2 separate regions of the Homo sapiens genome follow, and region 1 is linked to region 2. A link is an interaction called in ENCODE POLR2A ChIA-PET data of the cell type or tissue named here. Cell type or tissue: PC-9. All regions are shown on one strand. Region 1 overlaps LOC124903679 (a long non-coding RNA gene). Region 2 overlaps PRSS36 (serine protease 36).

What was found. ChIA-PET counts read pairs that join two places held together with the same protein. Peaks named below come from ENCODE experiments on the same cell type or tissue, not always from the same donor. Only the 100,000 strongest peaks of a DNase experiment are listed, where the experiment ranks them.
Region 1: POLR2A ChIA-PET joins it to region 2 with 5 read pairs; 3 of 35 experiments call an interaction of 5 or more read pairs at or near these places.

The regions. Positions count from the first base shown.
Region 1 is chr16:30,813,512-30,816,011 of GRCh38, reverse strand. All of the region lies in intron 1 of LOC124903679 (a long non-coding RNA gene), which reads right to left. Among named protein-coding and RNA genes, the nearest start is that of ZNF629, 28 kb to the right of the region's middle. RefSeq lists a silencer at 1,388-1,717 and enhancers at 1,738-1,887, 1,758-2,312, 2,313-2,500. In PC-9, CTCF peaks have their summits at 1,400 and 1,600 (motif pointing right); a DNase peak (open chromatin) is centred at 1,501; H3K4me3 peaks cover 1,285 bases; H3K27ac peaks cover 680 bases.
Region 2 is chr16:31,137,865-31,140,364 of GRCh38, reverse strand. PRSS36 (serine protease 36) reads left to right here. Exons shown (of 15, transcript NM_173502.5): 14 at 1-71; 15 at 949-1,439. The coding sequence ends at 1,227. Among named protein-coding and RNA genes, the nearest start is that of PRSS8, 3.4 kb to the right of the region's middle. RefSeq lists enhancers at 1-221, 503-1,195, 1,196-1,889. In PC-9, no CTCF peak of the experiment used is centred here; a DNase peak (open chromatin) is centred at 1,464; H3K4me3 peaks cover 1,121 bases; H3K27ac peaks cover 1,983 bases.

The DNA of each region.
Region 1 (2,500 bases), 320 kb after region 2:
AAAGACGGGTTTTCTCCATGTTGGTCAGGCTCGTCTTGAACTCCCAACCTCAGGTGATCTGCCTGCCTCAGCCTCCCAAAGTGCTGGGATTACAGGCATGAGCCACCATGCCTGGCCTACTATATTATTACTTTTTAAAAACTGTGATAAAACCGGTCAAGCATGGTGTCTCATGCCGGTAATCCCAGCACTTTGGGAGGCTGAGGCAGGCAGATCACTTGAGCTCAGGAGTTTGAAACCAGCCTGGGCAATGTGGCAAAACCCCATCTCTAAAACACAAGCAAACAAACAAAAATTAGCCAAGCGTGGGCCAGGCGTGGTGGCTCATGCTTGTAATCCCAGCACTTTGAGAGGCCGAGGCAGGCGGATCACCTGAGGTGAGTTTGAGACCAGCCTGGCCAACATGGCGAAAACCTATCTCTACTAAAAACACAAAAATTAGGCCAGGTGTGGTGGCTCACACCTGTAATCCCAGCACTTTGGGAGGCCAAGGCGGGCGGATCACCTGAGGTCAAGAGTTCGAGACCAGACTGACCAACATGGAGAAACCCCGTCTCTACTAAAAATACAAAAATTAGCTGGTGTGATGGCACATGCCTGTAATCCCAGCTACTCGGGAGGCTGAGGCAGAAGAATCGCTTGAACCCAGGAGGCGGAGGTTGTGGTGAGTTGAAATCGCGCCACTGCACTCCAGCCTGGGCAACAAGAGCAAAATTCCATCTCAAAACAAAAAAAGAAGTGTAACTAACAACATCAGGTGGTGGGACTCGGACATTTTTGGACCCCCCATACCTTCACCCACACCTCGGAGAGCAGATGTTTTGAATTGGAAACATCGAATTTTCAGTCCACCTAGAGTAAGCCCTTTGTCGGCTCAGCTTCTTGAACGTATGCATTTCATGCTCACCACATCCAAACTGTAAGGCTCCATCCAACCAACCAACCAAAATCCCTGTCCTGGACGGGAGCGGTGGCTCCCGCCGGTAATCCCAGCACTTTGGGAGGCCGAGGCGGGCGGATCACTTTAGACCATCTTGGCCAGCATGATGAAACCCCATATCTACTACAAATGCAAAATTTAGCTGGGTGTGGCGGTGCACACCTGTACAGCTACTTGGGAGGCTGAGTTGGGAGAATCGCTTGAACCCGGGAGGCAGAGGCTTCAGTGAGCAGATCATACTACACTGCAGCGTGGGTGATTAAGTCAGACTCTGTGAAAAGAAAGAAAAAGAAAGGAAAGAAAGAAAGGGAAGGAGGGAAGGAGGGAGGGAAGGAAGGAAGGAAAAAACCTCCCTGTCCTTTTGGCCCTGAAGGGACCTTCGCTTTCCAAAGGGCTATGGCAAGAAGGGTGGGTCGCAGCCACGTCACCGGCGGGAGGGTCGGCAAGGACGGTTGCTAGGTCGCCGCACAGCTTCCGCCGCGGAGAGAACCAAAGGACTGGGAGGAGAAGTGAACGCCCGCCCCATCCACGGTGCGGCCTGGGATTGGCTCACCGTTGTAAAGCCATGCCCCCAACCCGGGCAGCGCCGCGGCCACCCGCCCGGTTCCGAAACGGACCAGCAGGGGGCGGCCTGCACGTCCTGGCCGTGGCTCCTGCCCGTGGAGGCGACCCCAGCGGCCCAGACAACTAAGACCCGTGTTGCGTAATCTCCCCGGCCCCGCCCAGGGAGAGGTGCCTCTGCCCCCGGGGACCCTGGCGAACGCACGTTCCCCTGTTGATCATTCAGGCTGCACTGTGGACCCGGAAGTCTGGGTCCAGATCCAGCGAATTCGGAGAATCCTCAGCGGCCCCTCGTCTAAGCCGCAGCAAAAAAAGGGATTGGACTCACTGGACCACCTCCAAGGAGCCTGTCCAGTCTGACAGGCCCTATTTCTCATGGAAGACCCTGGGCTTCTCTGGCCTGAAGTTGAGAGCTGGCCCTGGCTCTGGCATTCCCTCTCTGAGTGGCCTTGGGCAAGTTATAGCCTATTTCTGAGCTTGTTTCCTCATCCTATTGTTAAGTCCTATGAGGGTTAGATGTCCTCAAAGGTCCCTTCCAGTTCTTAGCCATGAAACAGACTTGATAACATGTGGAAATCTCTGACATGTTAAATCTCTGACACGTAAATCTCTGACATGTTATGCTATTTAGCCACCTTCACCTTCTTTTCTTTTTTTTTGAGACTGAGTCTCGCTCTGTCGCCCAGGGTGGATTGCAGTGGTGCGATCTCAGCTCACTGCAACCTCCACCTCATGGGTTCAAGCGATTCTCCTGCCTCAGCCTCCTGAGTAGCTGGAATTATAGGCATGCACCACCACATCCAGCTAATTTTTGTATTTTTAGTAGAGACGGTGTTTCACCGCGTTGGTCAGGCTGGTCTTGAACTCCTGACTTCAGGTATCCACCCACCTCGGCCTCCCAAAGTGCTGGGATTACAGGCATGAGCCACTGTGCCTGGCCCTCTTTTCTTTTTTTTTTAATACAGGGTCTCACTCTGTCGCCCAGGCTGGAGTGCAGTG
Region 2 (2,500 bases):
TCTATCAGGGCATCCTGCCCCCTGGAACCCTCTGTGTCCTGTATGCAGAGGGGCAGGAGAACAGGTGTGAGGTACAGGGGCCTGGGCGTCCTGGAGTAGGCAGGGGAGAGGCAGTGTTGGACTACTGTACCCTAGAGAGATAGCAGAATTGGAATTTTTTTTTTTTTTTTTTTTTGAGACAGAGTCTCACTCTGTCCCCCAGCTGGAGTGCAGTGGCGCGATCTCGGCTCACTGCAAGCTCCACCTCCCTGGTTCATGCCATTCTCCTGCCTCAGCCTCCCGAGTAGCTGGGACTACAGGCACCCGCTACTACGCCCGGCTAATTTTTTGTATTTTTAGTAGAGACGGGGTTTCACTGTGTGAGCCAGGATGGTCTTGATCTGATCTCGTGATCCGCCGGCCTCGGCCTCCCAAAGTGCTGGGATTAGAGGTGTGAGCCACTGCGCCCGGCCAAGGAATTTTTTTTTTTTTTTTTTTTTTTTTTTGAGACTGAGTCTCGCTCTGGTACCCAGGCTGGAGTGCAGTGGTGTGATCTTGGCTCACTGCAACCTCCACCTCCCAGGTTCAAGAGATTCTCCTGCCTCAGCCTCCCTAGTAGCTGGGATTACAAGCATGCACCACCACACCTGGTTAATTTTTGTATTTTTAGTAGAGACAGGGTTTCACCATGTTGGCCAAGCTGGACTCAAACTCCTCACCTCAAATGATCCGCCCACCTTGGCTTCCCAAAGGGTTGGGATTAGAGGTGTGAGCCACTGCACCTGGCCAGGATTGGAATTATTGGGTATTTGGCCCCAAATGGGACCCTAGCTGGACCCGGGAGAGAAACCAGGGACCTGGATGTCTAGGGATGCAGACCAGAGTGCTTCGTGGCCAGACCCTGGGGAAAGGGGGAGGGGACCAAGAGGAAGGGCAGCAGACCCACGTGGCCTCGCTCCAACTCTGCAGATGACCTCAGCACCGCCCCTCCTGTGCCAGATGACGGAAGGGTCCTGGATCCTCGTGGGCATGGCTGTTCAAGGGAGCCGGGAGCTGTTTGCTGCCATTGGTCCTGAAGAGGCCTGGATCTCCCAGACAGTGGGAGAGGCCAACTTCCTGCCCCCCAGTGGCTCCCCACACTGGCCCACTGGAGGCAGCAATCTCTGCCCCCCAGAACTGGCCAAGGCCTCGGGATCCCCGCATGCAGTCTACTTCCTGCTCCTGCTGACTCTCCTGATCCAGAGCTGAGGGGCTAGGGTCCCAGCACCACTTCCCCCTTCTCCACCCTCTACTTCCCGCCCAGTGGGGCTGGAATGTGGCCCAGCCGGCTGGAACCTCAAGGGCCCCACCCACCGAGATTGCAGCGGCTCTGGCTAATTGGGCCTCAGTGCCCGGGCTATTTTGAACCCAGGAATCCTTGGGGGTGGTGGGAGGAGCGGACAATAAAGGTGTAAACACAGGTACCTGTGTGGCCTTGTGGCATCGCCGTGGGCAGGCTGAGGGGCTGGGCATCAGAGGCTAAGCGGGAAGCCCAAGGGGGAGGTCCCCTCCCTCCTCCCTCCTCCGGCCTCTGAGTCAGGCCTTGGGCTCTCAGGAAATGTACCCTGATAACCTGGCAGCGATTCCTTCATTCCTGTCCCAGGGCAGGGAAGTCGGGTGGCCAGCTGGCTGTGTGTCACCTGCCCAGTGGAGTCAGCACCCTCGGCACGTGCTGGACATCTCATCCCCTGCTCAGACCCGCTGCCCTCGCTGCCCGCCATAGACACACCTCAATGCACAATGCTCCGATGTATCCCCTGCACACACACAACACTTGGGCCCTTCAAGGGTCTGCCACTTTCACATTCTGCCCAGAACTTGGGTCCCTTATATGTGAACCTCACTCCCTTACCCACTGCTTACCTGCACCTCCCTGCATTCATTCAACCCGTGTTCCCTGGTGGCTACTAAGTCGTGGCACAATTGGGGTCTGATATATAAGCCCACAAAGTCCTCCCAATCTAGTGGGGACACATGTGGACATCCCTGGCTGGGATTGGGAAGATGTCATAGCAGTGATGTTTGAGCACAGAAAAAGGGAAGGTGGTTTCCAGCCAATGAATCTACAATTAAAAAGTAACGCAAAACCAGAGACGAGGTGCGGCAGCTCATGCCTGTAATCCCAGCACTTTGGGAGGATCGCTTGAGGCCAGGCATTCCAGACCAGCCCGGGCAACAAAGCAAGACCCCCATCTCCACTTTTTTTTTTTTGAGACAGAGTCTCATACTGATGCTCAGGCTGGAGTGCAGTGGTGCAATCTCGGCTCACTGCAACCTCCACCTCCTGGGTTCAAGCGATCCTCCTGCCTCAGACTCAAGTAACTAGGATTGCAGACTCAAGACACCATGCCGGACTAATTTTTGTATTTTTATTTAACTTATTTATTTTTAATTTTTTGAGACAGAGTTTTGCTATTGTCGCCCACACTGGAGTTCAATGGCGCAATCTCGGCTCACTACAACCTTCACCTCCCAGGTTCAA